3 separate regions of the Homo sapiens genome follow, and regions 1 and 2 are each linked to region 3. A link is an interaction called in ENCODE POLR2A ChIA-PET data of the cell type or tissue named here. Cell type or tissue: OCI-LY7. All regions are shown on one strand. Links, peaks and the distances in the headings refer to the core of each region. The heading gives the core; the rest is flanking DNA. Region 1 overlaps HIP1 (huntingtin interacting protein 1). Region 2 has its middle 11 kb from the start of HIP1. Region 3 overlaps HIP1 (huntingtin interacting protein 1).

Region 1 (10,359 bases), core at 1,235-6,234, 69 kb before region 3:
ACAGCTGGAAACGGTCTCAACCTTTACCCACTGCCTCAGGCAGCCTCTGAGTACTGAGCAGATGCTGGCATTGGAGTTAGAAGGCATTTGAGGCTTACAGCTGGGCATGTACATGGGCCTTGTGGTCTCTGGGAAGTTGTCTAACCTTTCTAAGCCTCGGTTTCCTTATTGTCAAATAAACATAATACTTACCTGGCTGATTTATTGTGGGGATTCAATTAAGCCCAATATGCCTGAAGGCATTTTGTAAACTGTGGAGCACTAGTTCAGTGATTATTGTTATAATCTGACTGGGGAGACGAACCCGAGACAGCAGAAGTGTGAGCAATCAAGCAGGCTGTGATTAACTCTTCCTTAGAGGGATAGATGTGGTACTAGGTAATGGGATAATTACCAAGAGCACGTGGATAAAGCACAGGCTTTGGGGTTGGGAGCCCTCCCCGAGGACTGAAGCACATCTTGTAGCATGAGTTAGTGCTTGCTGGGTGGAGGAGGGGATGGGGCATTCCAGTGACAGAAGAACATAAATAAAGAGACATCTAGACTAGGCAGATAAACTTCCCAGCGGGTGCAGTGGAGACTCATTGGCTGGGGTAGACAGAGAGGCAAAATTGGCCACTCCCTCCTCTGAACTATAGCAGGGCTGGTGACCTCTCCTAGTTCCTGTGACCTTGTGCTGGCATCATTTCTCTCTGTGGCCCCCATTGAACACTGAGCTTATTGAGGGCAGGTCTGTGTCTTGCTCTTGCCTGCATCCTGAAGCTCATGGTTAGTGGTGAATGGGGTCAGCAAGGGAACCCTGGGCCTAGGTGGGTAGTTCAGCCCTGGGCCACAGGATATATTAATAATTACTTTATTTATTTTTATGTAAGAGATGGTCTCGCTCTATTGTCCAGTCTGGAGTGCAGTGGCACCATCATAGCTCAGTTTTGCCTGGGACTCCTGGGCTCAAGTGATCCTCCTGCCTTAGCCTCCTGAGTGCTGGGACTACAGGAGCATGCCACCATGCTTAGCTGATCTTTAAAATTTATTTATTTATTTATTTATTTATTTATTTATTTATTTATTTGAGACAGAGTCTCACTCTGTTGCTCAGGCTGGAGTGCAGTGGCGCCATCTCGGTTCACTACAACCTTCGCCTCCTGGGTTCAAGTGATTCTCCTGCCTCGGCCTCTCGAGTAGCTGGGATTACAGGCGAGCGCCACCACGCCCGGCTAATTTTTTGTATTTTTAGTAGAGACAGGGTCTCACTTGTTGACCAGGCTGGCCTCGAACTCCTGACCTCAGGTGAGCCGCCTGCCTCAGCCTCCCAAAGTGCTGGGATTACAGGTATAAGCCATCGTTCCTGGCCTAGAATTTTTTTTGTAGAGATGGGGTCTTGCTGTGTTGCCCAGGCTGGTCTTGAACTCCTGGGCTCAAGCAGTCCTCCCGCCTTGGCTTCCCAAAGTGTTGGGATTACAGGTGTGAGCCGCCGTGCCCGGCCTATAATTACTTGTTTTCTTATAATGCTCCAGGGTCGCTGTTGGTCTAGCCTTGCCTCCCGCATACCCAGTCTAGAGCCTGGCCACATGCCCATCAAAAGACTCTCACTGCTCTGCCTGCCTTCTTCTGTCCTGGCGTCTATACCCTCAGACCAGCCTTGCATACCTACTCCTGCCAGCCTCCTCCAGGAAGCCTTGCCTCCTCAACTCTCCTGCACCATCCTCACATTTCACCTGGCCACTGTCACTGCCAGAGGAGGCACCACTGACCTGCCTCATGGCCCAGCCACTGCACCCATCTCCAACCAGACCCTTGGTGTGTTCCCCACCCAATCCATCACAAGCCACTTTCAAGCTTTAGGGAAGTGAAAAGTACTGCCTGCCCTCAAAAAAAAAAAAAAAAGAAAAAGAAAAGAAAGGAAAAGAAAAGAAAACCCAGCCGTAATAAGGAGACCTTATCAGGAGTACTTTACAGTTTATAAAGCATGTTTCTAGCCATCATTGGGACCACACGGTGGTCAGTCATTATCATTTTCATTTTATGGATGAGGACATCGTGACTCAAAGAGCTTGGTAACGTGCCCAGGGTCATCCCACGGGTGAGTGGAAGGGCCAGGATTCAAAACCAGGACTCCAGGTTCCAAGTGTCAGGCCCGTTCGACCACACTGTCCTCCCACCAGCCAAGAGGGCAATTCTGGAATCAGCCAGGAGGGCTGTCAATCACAGGACAAATAAAATAGTCTGTTTTTACTTAGCTGGAAAATGGTTTTCTCCATGGTTTGTTTATTTCTTCAACATCCGTTTAGTGAGCACATACCGTGGAGGAGACACAGAGATGAGTAAGATAAAGAGACCGGCTCTGGGGGGCTCGTGAGTCAGCAGGGAGGCAGACTGGCCACTGCGGGGCTCCTGGACAAGCCTTGGGGCTCTGATGTGGTCAGGCCCCGAAACACCAGCATCACCAGGGCCATTAGGATGTTGGGCACCACCCAGAACTACTGAATCAGGACTTGTCGTGTTCACCACAGCCCTGGGTACTCTGTGTACGCTGATGTTTGAGCAACAGTGCTCTGTAGTAGGTGAGTTCTGGGATTAGAGGAAAAGACACAGAGTGGGGAACAAACCTTTAGAGAGTCAAAATCTCTTTGGGTGAGCCGGGCGCAGTGGCTCATGTTTATCATCCCAGCATTTTGGGAGGCTGAGGCGGGAGGATGGCTTGAGCCCAGGAGTTCGAGACCAGCCTGGGCAACATAGCGAGACCCTGTCTCTACAAAAAAATCAAATCAAATCAAATAATTAGCTGGGCATGGTGGTGCTGCCTGTAGTCCCAGCTACTCGGCAGGCAGAGACAGGACGATTGTTTAAGCCCAGGAAGTTGAGGCGGCAGTGAGCCGTGATCACACCACTGCACTCCAGACTGGGTGACAGAGCCAGACCCTGTAAAAGGAAAAACAACACAAAAAAAGCCAGAAACAAACAAAAAAAGTCGGTGGATAGCGCATACGTCAGAGCAAAGGATCTTAATGCATCCTGCGTTGAGAAGAGCCTTAGATCCTAGAGAGAAAGAGATAGAAACAAATATTTATTGAGGGCCTGCTGGGTACCAGGAACATGCTGGGTGATTTATATCTATGATTTCATTTTAATAGCTCAGGCTCAGAGAGGCTAAGTGACTTGTCCAAGGTCACACAGCGAGTGAACCGAGAAGCCAGGACTTCACAACCAAATGGCAAAGTCCTTTTTTTCATGTTTACGTTGCGGGTACTTCTGCCCTCTTGCTCATGATCTTAAGCAGATGCTCAGCCTTAGTTCAGCAGCTAAAAAATTTTAGGGCTGGGCTAGAAGGATCTGCGGTTCTCAACCCTGGCTGGAGAGCTCTTTGAAAAAATAAAATACTGTTTCTCTGGGCCCCCTGCATAAGGATTCTGTCTCATTGGTATGGGGTGATCATTGACATTTTGTAAAGTCCCAGGTGGTTCTCATGTGCAATCAAGATGGTGACCGTGGGTCCTGATGGGTTCCCACACCCCTGGCACCCCACGGACTTTGGGTGGCTCAGTTGGTTCTGGTTATACTCAGAAAACCAAGATGGCCCTAAGCCTGCTTCCTGCAGGTAAGAAGCATCTGTGTCAGGTTTGTTCTTTAGGAATGCAAATGCTCAGAGCCAGGCTGTGTAGCACCCTGAGCCTTGAACCTGGCGCCCCACCCCTTCTGCTTCTGGAGCAGGTGCACAAAGAAGTCACCCCTTGCCTGAAGTCTGAGCAGGTGCCTTCTTGCAAGGAGAGCTGCTCGTGAACCCCATTTTTCCATTTACTTGACAATCAGAGCTGGCGTTTTTTTTTTTTTTTTTTTTTGAGTTGGAGTCTCTGTCACCCAGGCTGGAGTGCAATGGCGCCATCTCGGCTCACTACAATATGTGACTCCTGGGTTCAAGTGGTTCTCTCACCTCAGCTTCAGGAGTAGCTGGGATTATAGGCGTGCGCCACCATGCCCAGCTAATTTTTGTATTTTTAGTAGAGACGGGGTTTCATCATGTTGGCCAGGCTGGTCTCTAACTCCTGACCTCAAGTGATCCGCCCACCTTGGCCTCCCAAAGTGCTGGGATTACAGGCGGGAGCAACTGCGCCTGGCCCAGAACTGGCTTCTTAAACTTCTGTACCCTTCTATCTCCCCAACCTTGCTCCTTTAGTGGGTATTGAAAACTTAAGAAGGAAGTTAAGAGCTTTCTTTTGGTCCCTGGTTTTGTACTGTCCTGAGTTTCTTCCCAGTGATGGTAATGGTAATCGTCAACATTTACTGACCAGGCATGGTGGCTCATGCCTGTAATCCTGGCACTTTGGGAGGCTGAGGCGGGCGGATCACTTGAGGCCAGGAGTTCGAGACCATCCTGGCCAACACGGTGAAACCCATTCTCTACTAAAAATATAAAAATTAGCTGGGCGTGGTGGTGCATGCCTGTAATCCCAGCTACTCGGGAGGCTGAAGCAGGAGGATCGCTTGAACCCGGAAAGTGGGGAGGTTGCATTGAGCCGAGATCACACCACTGCACTCCAGCCTGGGCAACAGAGAAAGACCTTGTCTCAAAAAAAAAAAAAAAATTACTGCCCACATACTGTGTGCAAATGGTAAAGGCCTTACATGAGCCACCCTTTTCGATCCTTGCAACACATGTATGAATTATAATTCCTATTTTAGGCTGGACACGGTGGCTCACACTTGTAATCCCAGCACTTTGGGAGGCCGAGGCGGGTGGATCACCTGAGGTCAGGTGTTCAAGACCAGCCTGACCAACATGGAGAAACCCTGTCTCTGGTAAAAATACAAAATTAGCTGGGCGTGGTGGCGTGCGCCTGTAATCCCAGCTACTTGGGAGGCTGAGGCACGAGAATCACTTGAACTCGGGAGGCAGAGGTTGCAGTGAGCTGAGATCGCGCCATTGCACTCCAGCCTGGGCAACAAGAGCGAAACTCCGTCTCAAAAAAAAAAAAAAATCCTATTTTACAGAGGAGGAAATTGAGGCTTTCAGGGGTTGATAGCTATGCTCTCTGTTTGTCCTTCTGTCACTGCCTGGCACCCTCTGCTCTCTTCCTCCTTATGCTTGGGGTCCCCAAGGCGTTGTCCTCACCCCACTTCTCTTTTACCTCCTGTCCACTTCCTTTGCCCTCACCTCTGTCTGATGGTTTCTGTTCTCACTTCTGTGGCACTGACTCCCCACATCTCCCTCCTGACTTCCCAGCCTGAGTGACCACTTCCCACTGGACAACTGTACCCCCTCGGGCGGCCCCATGGCAGGACAATGGTCCCCACCTTCTCTCTGGTGTCAGTTCTGAGCCCTCCCTCCTTCCTGCCCTCACAGCCGCATTCTGTTGAGTGCCTCTGTGAGACTTGTCTCACCCATTCATCCTGTGAATCTTGCATTTCCTGCTCTTATTACATCTTGCCTGGATTTTTGTCATCTCATCCTGCCTGCCCTCTAAATCACCTGTTCTGGACAGTGTCCCTCAAATCCAACACTGTGATTTTTGTTTGTTTGTTTGTTTTGTTTTGAGACAGAGTATCGTTCTTGTCAACCAGACTGGAGTGCAGTAGCGCGATCTCGGCTCACTGCAACCTCTGCCTCCTGGGTTCAAGCTATTCTCCTGCCTCAGCCTCCTGAGTAGCTGGGATTACAGGCGCCTGCCACCATGCCCAGCTCATTTTTGTACTTTTAGAAGAGACTAGGTTTTGCCATGTTAGCCAGGCTGGTCTCGAACTCCTGACCTCAGGTGATCTGCCCACCTCAGCCTCCCAAAGTACTGGGAATACAGGCGTGAGCCATTGCGCCCGGCCGCTTTTTTGTTTTTTAAGAGATAGAGTCTTGCTGTGTTGCCCAGGCTGGAATGCAGTGATGCGATCATAGCTCACTGCAGCCTCGAATTCCTGGGCTCAAGTGATTCTCCCACCTCAGCCTCCTGAGCAGCTGGGACTACAGGTATGTGCTGCCACACCCAGCTAATTAATTTTTTTTTTTTTTTTTTTTTTTTTTTTGCAGAGACAAGATCTCACTACGTTGCCCAGGCTTGTCTCAAACTCCTGGCCTGAAGCGATCCTCTCGCCTCAGCCTCCCAAATTGTTGGGATTATTGAGTCACTGCACCTGGCCCAACAATGCTTCTTCTTTTTTTTTTTTTCCTGTTCTAGTTTCTTATTTTTATTCACTTGTTAGAATTTTGGTTTTTTTTTTTCTTCTGTTTCCTCTACACTTTTTTTCCTCAACTTTTAAGTTCAGATGGTACATGCGCAGGCTTGTTACATGGGTAAACTGCATGTCACTGAGTTTTGGGGTATGAATGATCCTGTCACCTAGGTAGTGAGCATAGTACCCCATAGGTAGTTTTTCACCCCACTTCCCCCCACCATACTCCCCCTTCACTGACAACTACTTTTATAACTGCCCTTTTTCAAAAACTTTTGCTGCCTTCTCTGAGACCCTGCCTGATATGGCACCATCAGGGTCCCTCGTCCCTGGTCCCTGGTCCCTGTCCTTTTTTTTTTTTTTTTTTTTTTGAGACAGAGTCTCGCTGTGTCTCCCAGGCTGGAGTGCAGAGACCCCATCTCTGAAAAAGAAGATTAAAAAAAATAAAAATAAAGGGTTGGTGCTGCACGTTAAGAAGGATGGGGCGTGTCCCTATGGCCCAGGAGATCAGATTCCCTGCCCCACTTGGGCACTGAAAGGGTTCCCCCTCTGGCACTTCTGCAAGGCACTGATGAAGACTGTTTTCTGCTCCCCATTCATTGGCCCACTTATTCCACTGCCTCAAGGCGAGGTGTGGCGGAGACCTGGGTGTGGCAGCGGGCACAGCCTTGTGCAGTGGGCTGGCAGCCAGCTCTCCTCCTGCATCAAGGAGGGTTGATGACCTGGAGAGATGCCCACCTGGGAAAGAGAACTTGTCAGCCCCACCTCCCGGCAGGGTGGTGGCTGTTTCCTGTTTTCCTGCCTGGGCAGCCAGGGAGGAGCTCTGTTCCCAGTGTGTGGGCAGGACTTGTGAGGGGAGAGGGACCGTGATTTAAGGTGTCTGCTGGCTCAGAGGAAGAGAGAATGGCATCTTTTCTTGGATCAGAAAGGTTGCTGCTGCTGCCTCTGCTAATACTGCCACAAGACAGCTCAGGAAGCCAGTGTGGCCTATGGCTTGTGTTTAACACAAGTAACACTATCGTTTAAAGGCATGTTGACACATTACTCCTTTGAAGCCACAGAGCAAGCATGCAGTAGATGGTTGTGGTCAGTTTTCAAATACAGACACTGAGGCTCAGAGAGATTAAAAGACTTGTTTGAGAGCACTCAGGAAGTGGCAGAACTGAGGTTTGAACCTGGCTTGTCTGGCCCCAAATTTTATACTTTCTTTCTGTATCTCCCTTTAAAGCGGAAGCCGGGTCAGTGGCTTAGATATGTGTGACTTAGAAAAGGTACAGACATTTATTTTGCTAAGTTTTTTTTTTTTTTTTTTTGAGATGGAGTCTCGCTTTGTCACCTAGGCTGGAATCCAGTGGTGTAATCTCAGCTCACTGCAACCTCCTGCTCCTGGATTCAAGCAATTCTCCTGTCTCAGCCTCCTGAATAGCTGGGACTACAGGCACATGCCACCATGCCCGGATAATTTTTCTATTTTTAGTAGAGACGGGGTTTCACCATGTTGCCCAGGCTAGTCTCGAACTCCTGACCTCAGGTGATCCACCCGCCTGGGCTTCCCAAAGTGCTGGTATTATAGGCGTGAGCCACTGCGCCCAGCCTTATTTTTCTAAGTCTTTTCTGGTTGACTTATTTGGACACTGAAAATTCCTCCCAGAAGAAAATATTTGCAACACACATAATTATCAAAGGGCCTATATCCAGAATATGTAAAAAATTTAAGAGAAACAAACAAAAAACTTTAAAAAAAAAAAAAGAAAGAAAGAAAAGGCCAGGCACTGTGGCCCATGCCTGTAATCCTAGCACTTTGGGAGGCTGAGGTGGGCGGATCCCTTGAGCCCAGAAGTTCGAGACCAGCCTAAGCAACATGGTGAAAACCCGCCTGTACAAAAAATACAAAAACTTAGGTGTACATCTATAGTCCCAGCTACTCGGCCTAGGAGACTGATGCCAGGGACCTGGGGAGGTCAAGGCTGCAGTGAGCCATGATCACACCACTACACTCCAGCCTGGGTGACACAGTGAGACCTGTGTCTCAAAAACAAACAAAAAGACAAACTTAATTTAAAAAAAAATAAGCAGGAGATACTTAATGAAAGGGGATAAACAAATGGCCAATAAACTTATGAAATGGTGTGCAGCTTCATTAGCAATCAGGAAAATGCAAATTAACATTTAATAAGGTACTGGCCAGGCACAATGGCTCACACCTGTAATCTCAGCACTTTGGGAGGCTGAGTTGGGCAGATCACCCGAAGTCAGGAGTTCGAGACCAGCCTGGCCAACATGGTGAAACCCCATCTCTACTAAAAATATGAAAATTAGGCAGGCATGGTGGGGCGTGCCTGTAATCCCAGCTATTTGGGAGGCGGAGGTTGCAGTGAACCGAGATGGAGATCGTACACTGCACTCCAGCCTGGTGGACAGAGCGAGACTCTGTCTACCAAAAAAAAAAAAAAAAGAAAAACATTTAATGAGATACCTCTACATGCCCATCAGGATGGCTGAAATTAAAAATATTAAAAAAAGAAAACTTGACAGTGCCAAGCATTGGCAAGGACGTGGGGTGATAAAAATGCCCGGCCAGGCATGGTGGCTCATGCCTGTAATCCCAGCACTTTTTGGAGGCCAAGGTGAGCGGATCGCGAGGTCAAGAGTTCGAGATCAGCCTGGCTAACAAGGTGAAACCTTGTCTCTATTAAGAATACAAAAAATTAGCCAGGTGTGGTGGCATGTGCCTGTAGTCCCAGCTACTCTGGAATCTGAGGCAGGAGAATCGCTTGAACCCGGGAGGCAGAGGTTACAGTGAGCCAAGACCGAACCATTGCACTCCAGTCTGGGAGACAGAGCGAGACTCCGTCTCAAAGAAAAAAAAAAAAATGCCCAGGCACTGCAGGTGGGACTGTAAACTGGGGCAACCACATTGGATAATGTCTAGTGTTATGCTAAAACTAAAGACAGGCATCCTCAGTAATTTAGCCATACCACTGCTAGTTATATATCCAACAGAAATGCAAGCACAGCTGGGCGCGGTGGCTCACGCCTGCAATCCTAGCAGTTTGTGATAACAAGGCAGGCAGATCATTTGAGGTCAGGAGTTCCAGACCAGCCTGGTCAACATGGTAAAACCGCGTCTCAGCTAAACTACAAACAAACAAACGAACAAACAAACAAACAAAAACTGGGCATGGTGGTACATGCCTGTAATCCCAGCTACAGGGAGGCTGAGGCAGGAGAATTGCTTGAATCCGGGAGATGGAGACGCAGTGAGCCGAGATTGTGCCACTGCACTCCAGCCTGGGCAACAGAGTGAGACTCAGTCTCAAAAAAAAAAAAAAAATGCATAGCACATGCACCCACAGACATTTAGAAGAATATTCATAATCATATTTTATAATAGTCCCAACCTGCAAACACACCAAAAGCCCGTGAACAGTAGATGGATGTATACATAATATAGTCTTTCATCAGAATACTATACACCCATGAAAATAAACTTTAGTTACATTCAACAACACGGATGAACGCTGCAAACAGAATGTTGAGTGAAGAAAAAGGCAGACACAAAAGGACATTTTCTGTATACTTCAATTTGCTTGCTTAGATAGTAAAACTGTAAAGAAAAAAGGAAGTGATTCTCATAAAAGACCAGTAAAAGTTATCTTTGGGTGCAGGGGAGGTTGGTGATTGGGAGGGTGGGGAAAGGGAGTTTCTGAGACCCTGCTAGCGTTCTGCTAGCCTCGGTAATGGTTTTTGATAATTCATTAAGCAATACGGTTTTGTGCAGTGTTCTTTATATTTCAAAATACAAACTTAAAAGAAAAAAACAAAAAACTCCTAGCTGGGCATGGTGCCGCATGCCTGTAATCACAGCACTTTGGGTGGCTGAGGCGAGAGGATCACTTGAGGCCAGGAGTTTGAGACCAGCCTGGGCAACATAGTGAGACCCTGTCTCTACAAAAAGATTTTTTTAATTAGCCAGGTGTGGTGGTGCATGCCTGTATTCCCAGCTACTAGGAAGGCTGAGGTGGGAGGATCGCTTGAGCCCAAGTTGGAGGCTGCAGTGAGCTATGATGGCACCACCGTACTCCAGCCTGAGTGACAGAGTGAGACTCTGCCCCTAAAAACAACCAACACAACAGAACTCCCCCCACAGAGTCAGAGTAGGAGACAGTGTCTAAGAACCTGCCCCTTACCCTGTTGATGCAT
Region 2 (8,614 bases), core at 3,105-8,104, 86 kb before region 3:
TCAAGCGATTCTCCCTGCCTCAGCCTCCCTCCCGAGTAGCTGGGATTACAGGCATGCACCACCACGTCCAGCTAATTTTTGTATTTTTAGTAGAGACAGCGTTTCACCATGTTGGGGTGGCTGGTCTCAAACTCCCAACCTCAGGTGATCCGCCTGCCTCAGCCTCCCAATGTGCTGGGATTACAGGCGTGAGCTACCGCACCTGGCATTTTTTTTCCCCGTTTTTTAGAGAGAGGGACTTGCTTTGTCACCCAGGCTGGAGTGCAGTGGCACAATTACAGTTCACACAACCCAGGAGGTGGAGGTTGCAGTAAGCTGAGATTGTGCCACTGTACTCCAGCCTGGGTGACAGTGCAAGACTCCGTCTCTAAAAAAAAAAAAAAAAAAATTAGCCAGGCGTGGTGACATGTACCTATAGTCCTTCCTACTTGGGAGGCTGAAGCAGGAGGATCGATTTGACTCTAGGAGATTGAGTCTGCAGCGAGCTATGATCATGCCATTGCACTCCAGCCTGGGTGACAGAGCGAGACTGTAAAAAAAGAAAAAAAAAAAGGCTGAGCGCGGTGGCTCACGCCTGTAATCCCAGCACTTTGGGAGGCCAAGGCGGGCAGATCACAAGGTCAGGAGAGTGAAACCATCCTGGCCAACATGGTGAAATCCCGTCTCTACTAAAAATACAAAAATTAGCTGGGGGTGTTGGCGCGTGCCTGTAATCCCAGCTACTCGGGAGGCTGAGGCAGGAGAATCGTTTGAACCTGAGAGTTGGAGGTTGCAGTGAGCCGAGATCGTGCCACTGCACTCCAGCCTGGCGACAGACTGAGACTCCATCTCAAAAAAAAAAAAAAAGGAAAAGGTAGGGTGGTGGCAATGAGATGAGTGATTGCCTACTTGTGCCCAGTGAGTCTACATTTTACATAAGATAAGGTGTGCATTTGAAGGTAAAGGGAATAGAGAAGGCAGGTGTCTTGGGGAGAGGTGCAGAAGGGATGAATCTCATCTTGTCTTTGTTCCGTATCTGTGAGGAAGAGCTAGTAAGGGACATTATTGGTAATAATGAAAAACTGAAAGGGCTGGTTTCCGTTTAGCCCCTAGGGAAGAAAGTCTAATGGTAGTTAGTGAGGGAGTGGGGATAATGAGCTGTGTCTGATCTCTCTTCCTGTCACGGCCTGTGAACTCAGCCTCCAAGCTTTCTCTGGGGTTTCCTGGGCCAACAGGGGTTGAGTTTGTTGAGGACTTAGAATTTTATTTTTAGGTCGGGCACTGTGGCTCATGTCTGTAATCCCAGCACTTTGGGAGGCCGAGGTGGGAGGAGGGCTTGAGCCCAGGATTTCAAGACCCCGTCTCTATTTTAAAATAATGATAATAATAATAATAAAGATTTCCCAGGGCTGCTCTGGAAAGTGAGAGTCAGACAAAAGAGGGGAGGTAGGGGAAAGGAAAGGAGAGGAAAGGACGGGAAGTGAAAGAGGCTGGTTTTGTTTGTTGTTATTAGCCTTAGAGAACTATTTGGAATTTTTAAACAAATTTTTGCTCACGCCTGTAATCCCAGCACTTTGGGAGGCCGAGGCGGGCGGATCACCTGAGGTCAGGAGTTCAAGACCAGCCTGGACAACATGGCAAAATCCCATCTTTACTAAAAATACAAAGATTAGGCCGGGCGCGATGGCTCACGCCTGTAATCCCAGGACTTTGGGAGGCCAAGGAGGGCGGATCATGAGGTCAGGAGATCGAGACCATCCTGGCTAACATGGTGAAACCCCGTCTCTACTAAAAATACAAAAATTAGCTGGGCATGGTGGCGGGCACCTGTAGTGCCAGCTATTTGGGAGGCTGAGGCAGGAGAATGGCGTGAACCCAGGAGGCGGAGGTTGCAGTGAGCCAAGATCATGCCACTGCACTCCAGCCTGGGCTACAGAGCAAGACTCCGTCCCCCCACCCTAAAGAAAATACAAAGATTAGCCGGGTGTGGCAGCACATGCCTGTAATCCGAGCTACTCAGGAGGCTGAGGCAGGAGAATCGCTTGAACTCAGGAGGTGGAGGTTGCAGTGAGCCAAGATCGCACCACTGCACTCCAGCCTGGGTGACAGAGCAAGACTGCCTCAAAAAAAAAAAAACCTTTTTTTTTTTTTTAGAGGTAGAGTCTGACTCTGTCGCCCAGGCTGGAGCACAATGGCACAATCATAGCTCACTGCAGCCTCAAATTTCTGCCCTTAAGTGATCCTCCCAACTCAGTCTCCCCAGTAGCTGAGACTACAGGCATGCACCACCATGTCCAGCTAATTTTTTCTTTTATTCTTTGTAGAGATGGGGTCTTGCTATGTTGCCTAGGCGGGTCTCAAACTCCTGGCCTCAAGCAATCCTCCTGCATTGGCCTCCCAAAGTGCTGGGATTACTGATGCAAGCCACAGTGCCTGGCCAGAGACTGCTTTTACTGGTTGTTATTAGCCTTAGATAACTATTTGTTTTAAAAAGATTATTTTGAGATAGCATCCAGCTCTGTTGCCCAAGTTGGAGTGCAGCAGTGTGATCATAGCTCACTGCAGCCTCGGCTTCCCAGACTCAAGTGATCCCCCCACCTCAGCCTTTAGAGTAGCTGGGACTACAGGCATGTGCCAACACACTCTACTAATTTAAAAAAAATTTTCGACTAGGCATGTTGGCTCACACCTGTAATCCCAGCACTTTGGGAGGCCGAGGCAGGTGGATCATTTGAGATCAGGAGTTCGAGACCAGCCTGACCAACATGGTGAAACCCCATCTCTACTAAAATACAAAAAAAGTTAGCTGGGCGTGGTGGTGCATCCCTGTATTCCCAGCTACTCGGGAAGCTGAGGCAGGAGAATCACTTGAACCCGGGAGGCGAAGGTTGCAGTGAGCCGAGATTGCACCATTGCACTTCAGCCTGGATGACAAGAGTGAAACTCCATCTCAAAAAAAAAAATTTGTAGCCACCAGCATCAGCTAATTTTTTTTATGTTTTGTAGACACAGTGATCTCACTATGTTGCCCAGTCTGGTCTCAAACTCCTGGCCTCAAGTGATCCTCCTGTCTCAGCTTCCCAAAGTTCTTTCTTTTTTCTTTTCTTTGAGACGGAGTCTCACTCTGTCGCCAGGCAATCCCAGTTCACTGCAACCTCTACCTCCTGGGTTCAAGTGATTCTCCTGCATCAGCCTCCTGAGTAGCTGGGATTACAAGTGTGAGCCACCACGCCTGGCTAATTTTTGTATTTTCAGTAGAGACGGGGTTTCGCCACGTTGGCCTAGCTGGTCTCGAACTCCTCACCTCAAGAGATCCACCTGCCTCGGCCTCCCAAAGTACTGGGATTACAGGTGTGAGCCACTTCGCCCAGCCTGTAAAGTATATGAAGTATACTAATCTTAAGTGTATAGCCTGAAGAAGCATTACATAGTTATATACCCATGTTACTATCACAGAAGATATGCAACATTGTAGTTCCTTAGAAGATAACTTCATGCCACTTTCCACTCAGTCATGCTTACTGCTTGAGTTCCAGTTTATATCCTGGGAGACATATGATATCCCAGAGATATCCACTTTTTTTTTTCCTATTTTGACTTATATCCCTATCAGTTAGTGTTTATTTGTTTTTAAGATGGAGTCTTGCTCTTGTCGCCCAGGATGGAGTGCAGTGGTGCAATCTCAGCTCACGCAACCTCTGCCTCCCAGATTCAAGCAATTCTCCTGCCTCAGCCTCCCAAGTAGCTGGGATTACAGGTGCCCGCCACCACGCCCAGCTAATTTTTGTATTTTTGGTAGAGACGGGGTTGCGCCATGTTGGCCAGGCTGACCTCAGGTGATCCACCCACCTCAGCCTCCCAAAGTGCTGAGATTACAGGCGTGAGCCACCACACCCAGCCCCCCTTCTCTCTTCTAATCGAGGCCCACTGCTTCATCTGTCATCTCTATGAGGGTGACACTAAGCTGACAGCTCTGACAACCCTTTGGATGGTCCCACTGCCTGATGGCCATCTCTGTGTGGCATTTGAAACTCAGCTTGTCCACAAATGATCTTGTATCTTTCCCTCAAAGGATGCCTCATCTTGGGCCATGGCATTATTTTGCTAGTGTAGGATGAGATCAACTTGTCCTGCGGACACTTGATCCCATCCATCACCTGGGCCAATTCCGAGCTGTCTCCCTACTCCTGGCTTGTGGGCTGCCTGTCTGGCTGGGCTTCCCATTTTGGCTCAGTTCCTGCCTCCCTGGCTCCTGACTTGGTGCAGCTCCTGGCTCCAGTTTCAGATTCTGCCCCAGCTCCTGGTTCAACCCATAGAGGAATGGGGTGCCAGGCTGGTCCGAAGGTAGCTGAGTTACCTCTTATCTCAGTTGATTGTTCATAGTCAGTTACAGATCAAACTCCTTTTTTTTTTTTTTTTTGAGACAGAGTCTTGCTCTGTCACCCAGGCTGGAGTGCAGTGGTGCAGTTTTGGCTCACTGCAACCTCTGCCTCATGAGTTCAAGCAATTCTCCCTGCTTCAGCCTCCCAAGTAGCTGGGATTAACGGCGACCACCGCCATGCCTGGCTAATTTTTGTATTTTTAGCAGAGACAGGGTTTCATCATGTTGGCCAGGCTGGTCTCAGAACTCCTGATTTCAGGTGATCCACCCAACTCGGTATCCCAAAGCACTGGAATTACAGGCATGAGCCACTGCACCCAGCTTTTTTTTTTTTTTTTTTAGACAGAGTCTTACTTCACTCTGTCACCCAGGCTGGAGTGCAGTGGCATGATCTCCACTCACTGTAACCTCCACCTCCTGGGTTCAAGCGATTCTCCTGCCTCAGCCTCCCGAGTAGCTGGGATACAGGGGTGCACCACCACACCCGGCTAATTTTTGTATTTTTAGTAGATACCTGGTTTCATCATGTTGGCCAGACTGGTCTCAAACTCCTGACCTCAAGTGATCCACCTGCCTCCGCCTCCCAAAGTGCTGGGATTATAGGCATAAGCCATTGCGCCTGGCCTTGTTCTACTGTTTAATGCCTTCTCACTACTCCACTTGACTAGTCTAAAAAATAAAAAAATAGGGCCAGGCGCGTTGGCTCATCCCTGTAATCCCAGCACTTTGGAGGCCTAGGCGGGAGGATTGCTTGAGCCCAGGAATTCGAGACCAGTTGGGGTAACATAGCAAAACCTTGTAGCTACATAAAAAAGAAAAAATTACCCGGGGGGATTGTGCATGCCTATGGTCCCAGCTACCCAGGAGGCTGGGGTGGGAGGATCACCTGAGCCCAGGAGGTTGAGGCTGCAGTGAGCTGTGGTCTTGCCACTGCACTCCAGCCAGAGTGACAGAATGAAACACAGTCTCAAAATAAACATACATAAAAATTAAAATAAAAAATAAAAAAATAAAGGTATGGGGCACCCAAGACCACTCCTGGCAGGTCTCTGCTGCCCCGTTACTGAGCACCACCCTTGTCTCCAATCTACCCTGACTCTTTCTATACACACCTGCATGTGCAGACAGACACACACAATTAATACTTTGAGTACTGACATGAACATTTCAAGATCTGGCAAAGACTTGCCGGGCACAGTGGCTTATACCTGTAATCACAGCACTTTGGGAGGTTGAGGAGGGAGGATTGCTTGAGCCCAGGAGTTTGAGAGCAGCCTAGGCAACATGGTGAAACCCTGTCTCTATTTTTTTTTTTTTTAAAGGATCTGGCAAAGACTTTAGATAATACAGCTTTCAGTCTTGGAGTTCCTGATATACACTAGCTAGTAATAAGCTGAGAGTACTTTTCTTTTAGGCACGGGGTCTTGCTATGTTGCCCAAGCTGGCCTTGAACTCCTGGGCTCGAGTGATCCTCCCGCCTCAGCCTCCCAAGTAGTTGAGACTACAGATGTGGGCCATCACGCTCAGCTGTTTCTTTGGGTGTGTTTTTGTTGTTTCTGTGTTTGTTAACTATTTTATCTTTATGTTTTCTGCCTTTATTTTTAAAGTATATATAAAGACAATAACCTCTGTATATAAACCCTCCTTCCATCTTATAACCAAAACTAGCATCTGGGATTATATCCTTCCATGCCTTGTGTGTGTGTGTGTGTGTGTGTGTGTGTGTGTGTGTGTATTCTTTCACATACAAAAGGATATATACAGCTATATGGGATTTTTCTTTTGCTTGTTTTTATCAAAGTAGAATCATTCTATTCACTCTACTCTGCAACTTCCTGCTTTTTCACTTGACAATTTTCAAATTTCATGGACATCCCTACAAGTCAGTATTTTTAGATCTAACGTTATCTTTTTTTTTTTTTTTTTGAGACGGAGTCTCGCTCTGTCGCCCAGGCTGGAGTGCGGTGGTGCGATCTCCACTCACTGCAAGCTCTGCCTCCCGGGTTCACGCCATTCTCCTGTCTCAGCCTTCCCAGTAGCAGGGACTACAGGCGCCTGCCGCCACGGCCGGCTAATTTTTTTGTATTTTTAGTAGAGACGGGGTTTCACCATGTTAGCCAGGATGGTCTCGATCTCCTGACCTTGTGATACGCCCACCTCGGCCTTCCAAAGTCCTGGGATTACAGGTGTGAGCCACCGCGCCCGGCCACTTTATCCTTTTTTCACATTCATACATGCAAATACAGACAGATATCTTTTTTTTTTTTTTTTGAGACAGGGTCTCACTCTGCCACCCAGGCTGGAGTGCGCTGGCACTGTCTCAGCTCACTGCAACCTCTGCCTCCCAGGTTCAAGCAATTCTCGTGCCTCAGTCTTCCAAGTAGCTGGGATTACAGGTGCACGCCACCTGTATTTTTTGGTAGAGATGGGTTTCACTACGTTGGCCAGGCTGGTCTCAAACTCCTGACCTCAGGTGATCCATCCACCTCAGCCTCCCAAAGTGCTAGGATTACAGGTATGAGCCACCGTGTCTGGCCTTGAGAAATATACTTTTGAATAAATGAGATGCTCTTCTTGTTTAATCCCCCAAACATCTGGAGAAACATGGCATTCTCATCATTCTATTTTAGCACTTACTTTTTTTTTTTGAAACAGAGTCTGGCTCTGTCGCCAGGGCTGGAGTGCACTGGCACGATCTTGGCTCACTGCAACCTCCGCCTCCCGTGTTCAAGCAATTCTCTTGCCTCAGCCTCCCAAGTAGCTGGGATTACAGATGTGCGCCACCACGCCCAGCTAATTTTTGTATTTTTAGTAGAGACAGGGTTTCATCATGTTGGCGAGGCTGGTCTTGAACTCCTGACCTCAGGTGATCTGCCTGACTCAGCCTCCCAAAGTGCTGGGATTACAGGTGTGAGCCACTGCACCTGGCCTTTCTGGCACTTACTTTCTTGTGTAGGATGTGCTTTTTGTTTGTTTTTTATTTATCTTATTTTTATTCTTATTTATTTATTTTTAGACTGTGTCTTGCTCTGTCTCCCAGGCTGGAGTGCAATGGCACAATATCGGCTCACTGCAACCTCTGCCTCCCAGGTTCAAGTGATTCTCCTGCCTCAGCCTCCCAAGTAGCTGGGACTACAGGTGTATGCCACCACGCCTGGCTAATTTTTGTATTTTTAGTAGAGAGGGGTTTCACCATGTTGGCCAGGCTGATCTTGAACACCTGACCTCAAGTGATCTGCCCACCTCGGCCTCCCAAAGTGCTGGGATTACAGGCTTGAGCCACTGTGCCTGGCCTGTTTGTTTTTTTAGACAGGGTCTTGCTCTGTCACCCAGGCTGGAGTGCAGTGGGACAATCATAGCTCACTGCAGCCTTGAACTCCTGGGCTTAAGCAATCCTCTTGTCTTAGCTTTCCAAGTAGCTGGGACTACAGGTACCTGCCACCACACCCAGCTATATTTTTGCTTTTTGTAGAGATAGGGTCTCACCATATTGCCCGGGATGGCCTCGAACTCCTGGGCTCAAGTGAGGATGTGCTTTCTAAAAAACACATGTATCCATGACCAAACAGTAAATGTATAATCTTTTTAGTATTGTGCCTCCTCCAGAGTAAGAGCCCAAGGAATGTTTGCTGAATGAATGAAAGCTTGCATTATTACTCTTCCTAATTTACTTTTGGGTAAGTGGCTCAAAGCATTCAGCAACTTGTCCAAGAACCCACAACTGAAATACTCACTTATTAGTTCCAGAAGAAGACAAACAGTCCAATTTAAAAATGGGCAAAAAAGTTTAAGAAGAAACAGCACTGGCTGGGCACGGTGGTTCATGCCTGTAATCCCAGCACTTTGGGAGCCTGAGGCGGGCGGATCACGAGGTCAGGAGTTCGAGACCAGCCTGGCCAGCATGGCGAAACCCCGTCTCTACTAAAAATACAAAAATTAGCCAAGCATGATGATACATGCCTGTAATCCCAGCTACTCAGGAGGCTGAGGCAGGAGAATCGCTTGAACCTGGGAGGCGGAGGTTGCAGTGAGCCGAGATCGTGCCACTGCACTCCAACCTGGGTGCAACAGGGCGAGACTCCAGCACATTTGCACAGCCTAAAATTATCTCCCTGTCAAAGGTAAAGCAACTCCATCTTGGATGCTAACCCGCTATGTTGACTTCTGATTAATCCCTGTTCTAGGAATGCCGGTAAGATGTCCACTTTATCTACAGTTACCATAAATCCTGCCCTTAGGTCAAAACAACTTTGA
Region 3 (11,369 bases), core at 2,913-7,912:
TAGCAAAGGTCATGGCCTTGGCTTCTAGGAAAATCGTGGAGCCCTGGAACAGGAAATCCAGGGATGGTGTCACCTTGAAGTGTACCTGACAATAATTTTTGAGTTGAAATACAGGGGCTTGAGATATTCATCATAATTACATGGCTCAGTAATACAAACCATCTCCTGATTTGGAATTTGCAGATGTCTGTTTTATAAAATCAAAGTCACTGATTAATCTAGAATTGGCATTGCGTCTTACAATCACAGTAGCATTTTGAATTGGGCATATGCCAATGCATTAATAAATAAGTAAAAGGTAGAATTAATAGCATCAAACTGCCGGGTGCAGTGGCTCATGCCTGTAATCCCAGCACTTTGTGAGGCCGAGGTGGGAGGATTCCTTGAGGCCAGGAGTTTGAGACCAATCTGGGCAACATAGTGAGACCTTGTCTCTACACACTCACAAAATTTTTAATTAGCCAGGCGTGATGGCACACGCGTGTAGCCTCAGCTACTTGGGAGGCTGAGATGGGAGGATCACCTGAGCCCAGGAGCTCAAGACTGCAGTGAGCTATGATTGAACCAGTGCCCTCCAGCCTGGGTGACAGAGGGAGACCCTGCCTCCATTTTCAATAAATGAATAAATAATATTAAACTAACACAGTTTGGTTTATAGAATTTTTTCATTTGAAATATCTGTCTTGGTCTCTACAACAACAGCCTTGTGAAACAAGTTTTGCTATTTTCATGCCTATATTTATATAAGGAAATGGAGGCTTAGTGAGTTAACACTTTTCTAAGAAGCCTGAATCCAGGTCTTCTAAATCTCATGTTCTTTCCATTATCACTCCATGAATCAAGTAAAGTACTTTTTATTTATTCAAATTCTCAGGGTATGTTGCCAGGGTACCTTTTCCCAGAAAGTCTATTTTTATAGAATGTCTTTGATTCTTGCCCATCCCAGTGGCTATTTTAAATAACATTTTTTTCCTGTTAATTATGTTAATGTTAATTTTAGAAAGTCTAGAAAAACAGTTTTAAAAATCACCACTCATAACCACTCTTAACATTTGAGCATATTTCTTTCCAGTGTCTGCCTATACATACACCACCTATAAATATATATACACATATATACATATATATATTTATAACCCTTTTCGTAAAACTGTGCTCATACTATATAAATGGTTTCGTGTCCTGCTTTTTTGCTTAGTATGATTTTGTGAAATGGAGCGTCGCATAACGGTGAAGGTTAATTAGGCCCTGGAGCCAGAACAAAACGCTCTGGTAGGTGTGTGTGCCCTTGTAAATTATTTAACCTTTTAGCACCTTAGTTTCTTTCCTCTGGTCCCAGGTGATCTGCGTTCTTGGGGTCGGGAACTGTTCCGTGTCTGAAACACATCCGTACTTTCTCCCATTGGACAAGCAGCGTCCTTGCCTTCCATCCTTCTCGCATCTCCCTTGCCCTGTGACTTCAGTAACACCCGCTCTATCTAACCTTGGGTCCACCATGCCCAGTTTCCTGAATGCTGCTGTAGAAGACCACGCAGTGGAGAATATCGGTGTCGCTATTGACCCACAGCCTTCTTGTCCTTTGTCTTTCTTTGTAATTTTCTTTTATTGATTGTATCTATTTTTTAAATATATAATGCATGGGCCTGGCACGGTGGCTCACGCCTGTAATCCCAGCACTTTGGGAGGCCGAGGTGGGTGGATCATCTGAGGTCAGTAGTTTGAGACCAGCCTGGCCAACATGGCGAAACCCTGTCTCTACTGAATGTACAAAAATTAGCCGGGCATGGTGATGATGCACCTGTAATCCCAGCTACTTGGGAGGCTGAGGCAGGAGAATCGCTTGAACCCAGGAGGAAGAGGTTGCAATGAGCCGAGATCACGCCACTGCACTCCGGCCTGGGCAACAGAGGGAGACTCCATCTCAAAAAAAAATAAAATTAATTAATTAATTAATTAATAAAGCATGATTAAAAAAAAATCTACCATACAAGAGGGTGACCAGTTCATCCCACATCCCCCAGCCTCTGGTCCTTCTCTGCAGAGGCAGCCACCTCTGTGCAACTGCAAGCATATCGTCTGTGTGGGTCTGCAGTGGTATTTCGCTGAGTAACATAGATCTTGGATATTGTTTCAGTCCATACATACAGGCCTGCCCAGTTGTTTTGTTTTGTTGGTTTTTTTCACATTGCCATATAAAAGGAAGGCTTCCTAAAGCATACCACAAACCTACAAGCTATAATGGAAAAGTTGATAAATTTGACTATGGAAAGGCCAGGAGCAGTGGCTCATGCCTGTAATCCCAGCACTTTGGGAGGCCGAAGCAGGCGGATCACTTGAGTCCAGGAGTTCGAGACCAGCCTGGCCAACATAGCAAAACCCCGTCTCTACTGAAAATACAAAAATTAGCCAGGCATGGTGATGGCATGCCTGCAATCCCAGCTACTGGGGAGGCTGAGGCAGGAGAATCACTTGAATCCAGGAGGTGGAGGTTGCAGTAAGCTGAGATCACACCACTGCACTCCAGCCTGAGCGACAGAGCGAGACTGTCTCAAAAAAAAAAAAATGACTACGGAAAAATGAGAAGCTTTAGTATGAGAAAAGATACCATTAGCAAAGCCACAAGACAGGATGGCCTCCACATCCCACTGGACCTTCAACACTGCTCAGTGGCCCTTTTGTGCCCCACGTGGTTCTCTCCACAGATACTACCTCAAACCTTCCTGCCCCTCCAAGCTACAACTCCATCCCTCCTAATTTCACACAGAAAATCAAATTTATCAGATGGAAATGCCCTCTGCTTCCTGCAGCCAGACCTTTATTTTGTTTTAATTGTTCTTATTTTTTTATAGAGATAGGGTCTTGCTCTGTCACCCAGGCTGGAGTGCAGTGGCTTGATCATAGCTCACTGTAGCCTCCAACTCCTGGCCTCAAACAATCCTCCTCCCTCAACCCCCTGACTAGCTGGGACTATATGTGTGCACCTCCATGCCTTTCTAATTTTTAAATTTTTTTTGTAGAAACAGGGTCTCACTATATTCACTATATTTCCCAGGCTGGTTTCGAACACCTTGGCCTCCCAAAGAGCTAGGATTACAGGTGCGAACCACCAAACCCAGCCAACCAGACATCTCAGTGTATTTGAGCCCAAATTAGTCTCTTCTTTCCCTCTGTTGAAATGGAAAGTATCTGGACTGGGCATGATGGCTCACGCCCGTAATCCCAGCACTTTGGGAGGCCAAGGCAGGCAGATCACTTGAGGCCAGGAGTTCAAGACCAGCCTGGCCAATATGGTGAAATCCCAACCCTACTAAAAATACAAAAATTAGTCGGACGTGGTGGTGCATGCTTGTAATCCCAGCTACTCAGGAAGCTGAGGCATGAGAATTGCTTGAACCTGGGAGGCAGAGGTTGCAGTGAGCCGAGATTGTACTACTGCACTCCAGCCTGGGCAATGGAGCAATGGAGCAAGACTTTGTCTGTCCGTCTGCCTGTCTCTCTCTCTCTCTCTCTCTCCCTATACATATATATATGTATGTATACGTATACATACACATACATATATATGTATGTGTATATATGTATGTATACGTATACATACACATACATATATATGTATGTGTATATATGTGTGTATACGTATACACACACACATATGTATGTGTATATATGTATGTATATGTATACACACACATATGTATGTGTATATATGTATGTATACGTATACATACACATATGTATGTGTATATATGTATGTATACGTATACATACACACATATATATGCATGTGTATGTATACATATACATACATATATACATACATATATGTGTGTATATATGTATGTATACATATATGTGTGTATATAGTATGTGTATGTATACACACACAATATATGTATATATACATATGTATATGTGTGTATATATGTATGTACATATATGTATGTAAATATACACACATACATGTATGTATGTACACACATGTGTGTGCATATATGCATACATGTATGTATGCACATATGTGTGTATATGTGTGTGTATATACACATATATGTGTATATACACATATATGTGTATATATATACACATATATGTGTATATATATACACATATATGTGTATATATATACACATATATGTGTATATATATATACACATATATGTGTATATATATATATACACACATACATAAAATAATGGAAGGTAGCTGTTCCCCTGCTAGAGGCTGACACCTCCCTGTGTTCTGATCCCCTGTAATCTTGCCTTAGCAGGACCGTTGCTCTACTGATTAGCTGAGTCAGAAAACTAGAAGTCAAATTATCACTCACTACTCCACTCCCCTCCCACTCCCTTCCATTCCCGTCTCCTGCTGGGTTTTACCTCCTAAATACTCCCTGGCGGCTCTGTTCTCTCATCTCTTTCCTATTTTCACTGCTCATGGTCAGGACTCATCTAGTACACCCAGAACTGGCAGTACCCTCTTCACTGATCCCAGTCTCCACCCTGGCCATCCTCAGAGCTGTCCCTGCACAGAGGTCAGTGATGCATCAAAAACTCAGATCTGCTCCTGTCCCCTGGCAAACACCCTGAATTGACCATCTGCCTCCTACATCAGTCCGCCTCGCCTGCTGTAGGGGTAGGAGCAGTGCCGCCAGGATGACACACTCTGTCACCCAGGCTGGAGTGCAGTGGTGCAATCATAGCTCACTGCAGCCTTGACTGCCTAGGTTCCAGCGATCCTCCCACCTCAGCCTCCTGAGTAGCTGGGACTATAGGTGTACGCCACCCCTCCTGGTCTGGACATTATATTTGTTTAAATGATCTGTCTTTGAGTTTTCCTTCCCACTTACACTACAGACATCTGGAGAGCAAAGACGCTGTCCGGGATCTTCCTACTGGCCTGGCACACACCTGGTGCACAGCTGATTCAAAACAGAACTTGCCAAACCACCCACTGAATGTTTTCTTGGTCGTTGTACCAGAACAGATGATCATAAAGACAGTTTATGAAACGTAATTAGGATAAGTGTAAATTCTTGTAGTTACATCTGAAACTCACAGGCATGCAAATATCAGATGGGCAACTGTGGCTTGCAGCAGTTCATGTAGAAAAAAGGTGGGGATTTTCATTGAGGAAGCCTCAGCATGGGTCGCCGGTGTGGTGACGCTGCAGGAAGCAGCTCGGATCTTAGCCACCTGTGCTGGTGTCCTCTGAGAACTTGCTCTGTCCCTGTCCCCATTCTCTTTCATATCTTCAATAATTATTCCTCCTCTCAGCTTAAAAACAGGCCCTCGTGTCCTCTAACCTTTAAAAACCTCTTTCCAGGCCAGGCACCGTGGCTCACTCCAGGAGGCTGAGGAGGATGGATCATTTGAGGTCAGGAGTTCGAGACAAGACTGACCAACATGGTGAAATCCCGTCTCTACTAAAAATACAGAAATTAGCCAGGCATGGTAGTGTGTGCCTGTAATCCCAGCTTCTAGGGAAGTTGAGGCAGGAGAGTCACTTGAACCTGGGAGAGGGAGGTTGCAGTGAGCTGAGATCACGCAACTGCACTCCAGCCTGGGCGACAGAGCGAGACGCTGTCTCAAAAATAAATTAGTTAATAAAATAAAATAAATAAAAGCCTCTTTCCAGCCAGGCATGGTGGCTCACACTTGTAGTCTGAGCACTGGGGGAGTCCCAGGTAGGAGGATTGCTTGAGACCAGGAGTTTGAGACCAGCTAGGACAACATAGCAAGACCTCATCTTTACCAAATAAAATAGCTGGGCGTGGTGGTGCAGGTCTGTACTCCCAGCTACTCGGGAGGCTGGGGTGGGAGGGTTACTGGAGCCCAGGAGTTCCAGGCTGCCATGTGCTGTGATCGCACCACTGTGGTCCATCCTGGGTGACAGAACAAGAACCTGTCTCAAACAAACAAACAAACAAACAAAAATAGTGGAGACCCTCCAGTGTGAGCCTCCTCATCATCTCTGATTTCATCCCCCATGACATCGCCAGCTACGCCCCCTCCTTCCCCTCCTCCCTCCCCTCCACCTTCACCCCTTGTGGCTCACTCACGCACCCACTCTCCAGTCCACCCCTCCTCAGAGACCCTGTCCACTCATCCATCTCTCTCCCATTGCGCTTCCTCTTCACTCCGTTCCTTCTGCCTCCCACCATATGCAAATCTTCTCCATCCTTAAAAGCCTGATTGCCTCCTCTGGATTTTTCCACACTCTTGGGGAACTTCCTGTGACTCCCTGCCCTTCACCACCAGCCTTTCCCAAAGAGAAATCCCTCTCACCACCTCCCACTGCCCATCCTCCCCCAGTGGCTCCAAGGCACACATTTGGACTTAGGCCTGCGTTACTCTGCTGTAGCTGCCCCCAAGATGACATCAGGACCTAACAGCACTTGTAGCACCTTTTGCTCCCCATTCCCTGCTTCGCATCCTTGGGGATCTCGGCAGGACTGGACCCACTCCCCCTTCTTTCAGGGCCCCTCACTGCCCTTATCTTCTACTTGTTGTCCCTCCCTTTTTTTTTTTTTTTTTTTTTGAGATGGAGTCTCGCTCTGTTGCCCAGGCTGGAGTGCAGCGGCATGATCTCGGCTCACTGCAACCTCCGCCTCCTGGGTTCAAGTGATTCTCCTGCCTCAGCCTCCTCAGTAGCTGGGATTACAGGTGTGCGCCACCACGCCCGGCTAATTTTTGTATTTTTAGTAGAGACGGGGTTTCACCATGTTGGCCAGGCTGGTCTCAAGCTCCTGACCTCAGGTGATCCGACTGCCTTGGCTTCCCGAAGTACTGGGATTACAGACCTGAGCCATTGTACCTGGCCTTTTTTTTTTTTTTTAACAGGGTCTCATTTTGTCACCTAGGCTGGAGTGCAGTGATGCAAAGATGGCTCACTGCAGCCTTGACCTCCCAGGCTCAAGTGATCCTCCCTTCTCAACCTCCTGAGTAGCTGGGACTATAGGAGGGCATCCCCACACCACCTAATTTTTGCATTTTTGGTAGAGACGGGATTTTGCCATGTTGCCCGGGCTAGTCTTGAACTCCTGGGCTCAAGTGATCCTCCCGCCTCGGCCTTCCAAAGTGTTAGCATTACAGGCGTGAGCCACCACGCCGGCTACTTGGTGTCTCTTGATTTTTTTTGCTGCCTGCAGTGACTGCTCTTCCCACCCTAAATGCAGGCCTTCCCCGATGCTATGTCTTTGGTCCTCTTCCCTCTTTATGCTTTCCCCATTATCTATAATAATAAACAAAGAGATGGAGAGAGGGTGCTGAGGGCTTTGAGGATGAAGGGGGTTCTTTGTTGCTTTGGCGGTATTGTTGGTTTTTTGTCATTGTTTGCTTTTTTCTTTTTTTGTAATGGCAAGAGGGATTCCTCAGGGCACGATGGAAAGAGCTGGAAGGAGGCCAACAAACCACGTGCCTTTACTATTTTCATATGCCCCAAACATTATTCGTCTTGATAGTATTTTGCTGATCCTGTCTACCGGTTGCATTCCCTCCCTGCTCTTAACCTCTGTAGCATTCTGGTAATGCTTCTCTTACCAATCAAGTAATCATGCTGCCTTTTTTGTGTGTGTTTTCGTTTTTGAGACAGAGTCTCAATCTGTTGCCCAGGCTGGAGTGCAGTGGTGCAATCTCGGTTCACTGCAACCTCTGCCTCGTGGGTTCAAGCAATTCTCCTGCCTCAGCCTCCCAAGTAGCTGGGACCACTGGTGCACACCACCATGCCCAGCTAATTTTTGTATTGTTAGTAGAAACGGGCTTTTGCCATGTTGGCCAGGCTGGTCTCAAACTCCTGACCTCAAGTGATCCACCCACCTCAGCCTCCCAAAGTGCTGGGATTACAGGCATGAACCACTGCTCCAGGCCCATGCTGCCATTTTTTTTTTTTTTTTTTACCACGTATCGTATCTTAAATACTTCGGCAGTAGACTTAGGCTGTCTTGACACCAGAACCTGAGTTTTTTTGTGTGTTTTGTTTTGTTTTTTGAGACGGAGTCTTGCTCTGTTGCCAGGCTGGAGTACAATGGCACTATCTCGGCTCAGTGCAACCTCCGCTTCTCCGGTTCACGCGATTCTTCCGCCTCAGCCTCCCGAGTAGCTGGGACTACAGGTGCGCACCACCATGCCCAGCTAATTTTTGTATTTTTAGTAGAGACCGGGTTTCACCATGTTGGCCAGGATGGTCTCGATCTCTTGACCTCGTGATCCACCCACCTCGGCCTCTCAAAGTGCTGGGATTACAGGTGTGAGCCACCACCCCCAGGCCAGAACCTGAGTTATTTTACATCCCTTGGAGCACTTAAAAGTGCTCGCATATGGTGGGTACCCAATAAAATGCTTTCTTAGCAGCATCTGCTAAGAGGAAGACCGTGAGTTTTTGAGGCAAGTAACCCCAGGTCTGATCCTGTTTCTAGTCTTGTTCTTGCCTACCTTTCTTTTTTTCTGTCTTTTTTTTTCTCTTTGAAATGGAGTCTCGCTCTGTCACCCAGGCTGGAGTCCAGTGGCGCAATCTTGGCTCTCTGCAACCTCTGCCTCCCAGGCTCAAGCGATTCTCCTGCCTCAGCCTCCCGAGTAGCTGGGATTACAGGCGTGCGCCACCATACCTGGCTAATTTTTGTATTTTTTGTAGAGACGGGGTTTTGCCAGGTTGGCCAGGCTGATCTCGATCAAGTGATCTACACACCTTGGCCTCCCGAAGTGCTGGGATTACAGGTGTAAGCCACCATGGCCGGCCCTGCTTATGTTTCTAATAACAGTAGTTGCCACAAAGCATTGTGAATATTAAAGATAAGGATGCATGTCTGGCAATGGGCATTCCCTCCCCTTACTGAGCTGGGAAGGAGCTAGAAGAAGGGGAGTCTTATAGGCACCAGCGTGGGGGATGCTAGGACACCTAGTGAGCCCAAGGCCAAACATTTTTGCAGGCTTCAGGATTTGGGGGAAAGCCATTTGCAAGATTGCTCTGGTTTGCCATAAAGCTTTCAACCCTGGGACTGGCCAGAAGTAGGACGAGACAAAATGACCCAAAGCAGTGTGTGAGGACACGTCAATGTCACTTGATGTGTTTCCACCTGGTGAATGACTGGCGAGTCATTGGAATTTCACTGTACTTGGTAGGCCCTGGCCCTTTTCACATTCACATAGTCCTGCCTTAGTTTGCTTTCTTCCTGTTTTTTCTTTGTTTGTTTGTTTTTGTGTGTATGTGTGTGGTTTTTTTGAGATGGCGTCTCACTCTGTCACCCACACTGGAATGCAGTGGCACAATCATAGCTCACTGCAGCCTCCCCAGGCTCAGATGATCCTCCCACCTCAGCCTCCTGAATAGCTAGGATTACAGGTGATTTTTTTTTTAATCTTTTCTAGAGACAGGGTTTTGCCGCGTTGCCAGGCTGGTCTGGAACTCCTAGGCTCAAGTGATCCTGCTACCTCGGCCTCCCAAAGTGTTGGGATTACAGGCATGAGCCACGGCGCCTGGCCTCCTGCTGTTTTAACAGCCTTTTTCCTGCCTCTTTTTCTCCCTTGGCCGCCACTGCACACATGCCAATACCCAAACCCAGCGACCTCTGTGCCTCCTTTCCTGCCCGCAAAATTCAGCTGCTGGGAGGACATTCCAATCCTTTTCTCAATTCTGGCAGCTCTTCAGATGACCTCCACAAACTAGTCCTGAAGCTGGGCAGATTTGTTCTCCACCCTCCAGAATTCCTTCAAAAAATGAAGAAGAGGCCGGATACAGTGGCTCACGCCTGTAATCCCAACACTTTGGGAGGCCAAGGTTGGGGGGTATCACCTGAGGTCAGGAATTTGAGACCAGCCTGGCCAACATGGTGAAACCCCATCTCTACTAAAAATACAAAAACTAGCTGGGTGTGATGGCAGATGCGTGTAATCCCAGCTACTGGGGAGGCAGGAGAATCGCTTGAAGTCGGGAGGTGAAGGCTGCAGTGAGACGAGATCACAACACTGCACTCCAGCCTGGGCGACAGAGCAAGATTCTGTCTAAAAAAAATATGAGGAAGAGATTGGTAAGCCAGCAAGTAAATCCTTTTGGAGTGTCCCAGGGTGTAGAGTTTGTTTTTGAAATTTTTGAAATTTTTCTCTGTTGGTATTTTTAGATCAACCACATTCTTTTTAACTACTGCATAGTATTTCTTAGTACAAAAGCATCCTAATTTTATTTTTCTTCATTTAAATGTGTATGTGCGTGTGTGTGTGTGTATTTAAATTCTAGATTCAGGGGGTACATGTGCAGGTTTGTCGCATGGATATATTGTGTGATGCTAAGGTTTGGGCTTCAAATGATCCCATCGCCCATATAATACCCAATATTAATAGGTAGTTTTTCAGCCTTTCTCCCCCTCCTTCCCTCCTGCCTTTTGGAGTCCCCAGGGTCTATTCTTCCCAGCATTATGTCTGTGCACTGAGTGTTTAGCACCCGCTTATGAGTGAGAATGTGCAATATTTGGTTTTCTGTTTCTTTTCTGTTTAATGCACTTAGGAAAATAACCTCCAGCTGCATCCATGTGGCTGCAAAGGACATGATATTGTTCTTTTTTTTAAATTTAATTGCTTTTTTTTTTTTTTTTTGAGACAAAGTCTCTTGTCCCTCAGGCTGGAGTGCAATGGCGGGATCTCGGCTCACTGCAATCTCCACCTCCCGGGTTCAAGCGATTCTCCTGCCTCAGCCTCCCGAGTAGCTGGGATTACAGGTGCCTGCCACCATGCCTGGCTAATTTTTGTATTTTTAGTAGAGACAGGGTTTCACATGTTGGCCAGGCTGGTCTCGAACTCCTGACCTCAGGTGATCTGCCCGCCTCGGCCTCCCAAAGTGCTGGGATTACAGGCGTGAGCCACCATGCCCAGCTGATATTGTTCTTTTTATGGCTACGTAGTATTCTATGGTGTATATGTACTGCATTTTCTTTCTCCAGTCTACCATGGATGGGCACCTGGGTTAATTCCATGTCTTTGCCATTGTAAATGGTGCTGCAATAAACATACATGTGCATATGTCTTTTCGGTAGAACGATTTATTTTCCTTTGGGTAGATACCCAGTAATGGGATTGCCGGGTCAACTTTCTACTATTGCTGGAACATTCAAGTTGTTTTTGCCTTTCCCTTGGGAATAGTGCTTCAGGGAATGTCCTTGAACGTGGCTCATTGTGAACTTGTGGGAACATTCCTCTAGGATAGATTCCCAGGGGGTCAGACTATGTGTATATTTGAAATTTATTAGACCCTGCCAGATTGTCCTGTTCAGAGACTTGTACCACTGCAGGACAAATATTTTTCTTTACGGTTTAGTCATTCTATATCTTGCTTAACAAAGTCTTCTCAGCCAGGCGCAGTGGCTCACGCCTGTAATCCCAGCA

Evidence for each region. Peaks named below come from ENCODE experiments on the same cell type or tissue, not always from the same donor. Only the 100,000 strongest peaks of a DNase experiment are listed, where the experiment ranks them.
Region 1: POLR2A ChIA-PET joins it to region 3 with 8 read pairs; 10 of 35 experiments call an interaction of 5 or more read pairs at or near these places.
Region 2: POLR2A ChIA-PET joins it to region 3 with 6 read pairs; 8 of 35 experiments call an interaction of 5 or more read pairs at or near these places.

Annotation. Positions count from the first base shown.
Region 1 is chr7:75,724,956-75,735,314 of GRCh38, reverse strand. All of the region lies in intron 1 of HIP1 (huntingtin interacting protein 1), which reads left to right. Among named protein-coding and RNA genes, the nearest start is that of HIP1, 8.8 kb to the left of the region's middle. RefSeq lists an enhancer at 5,067-5,568. In OCI-LY7, for the core only: no CTCF peak of the experiment used is centred there; DNase peaks (open chromatin) are centred at 1,814 and 3,674; H3K4me3 peaks cover 641 bases; H3K27ac peaks cover 4,131 bases.
Region 2 is chr7:75,746,103-75,754,716 of GRCh38, reverse strand. No RefSeq gene overlaps it. Among named protein-coding and RNA genes, the nearest start is that of HIP1, 11 kb to the right of the region's middle. In OCI-LY7, for the core only: no CTCF peak of the experiment used is centred there; no DNase peak of the experiment used is centred there.
Region 3 is chr7:75,656,741-75,668,109 of GRCh38, reverse strand. All of the region lies in intron 1 of HIP1 (huntingtin interacting protein 1), which reads left to right. Among named protein-coding and RNA genes, the nearest start is that of HIP1, 77 kb to the left of the region's middle. In OCI-LY7, for the core only: no CTCF peak of the experiment used is centred there; a DNase peak (open chromatin) is centred at 5,119; H3K4me3 peaks cover 2,218 bases; H3K27ac peaks cover 3,035 bases.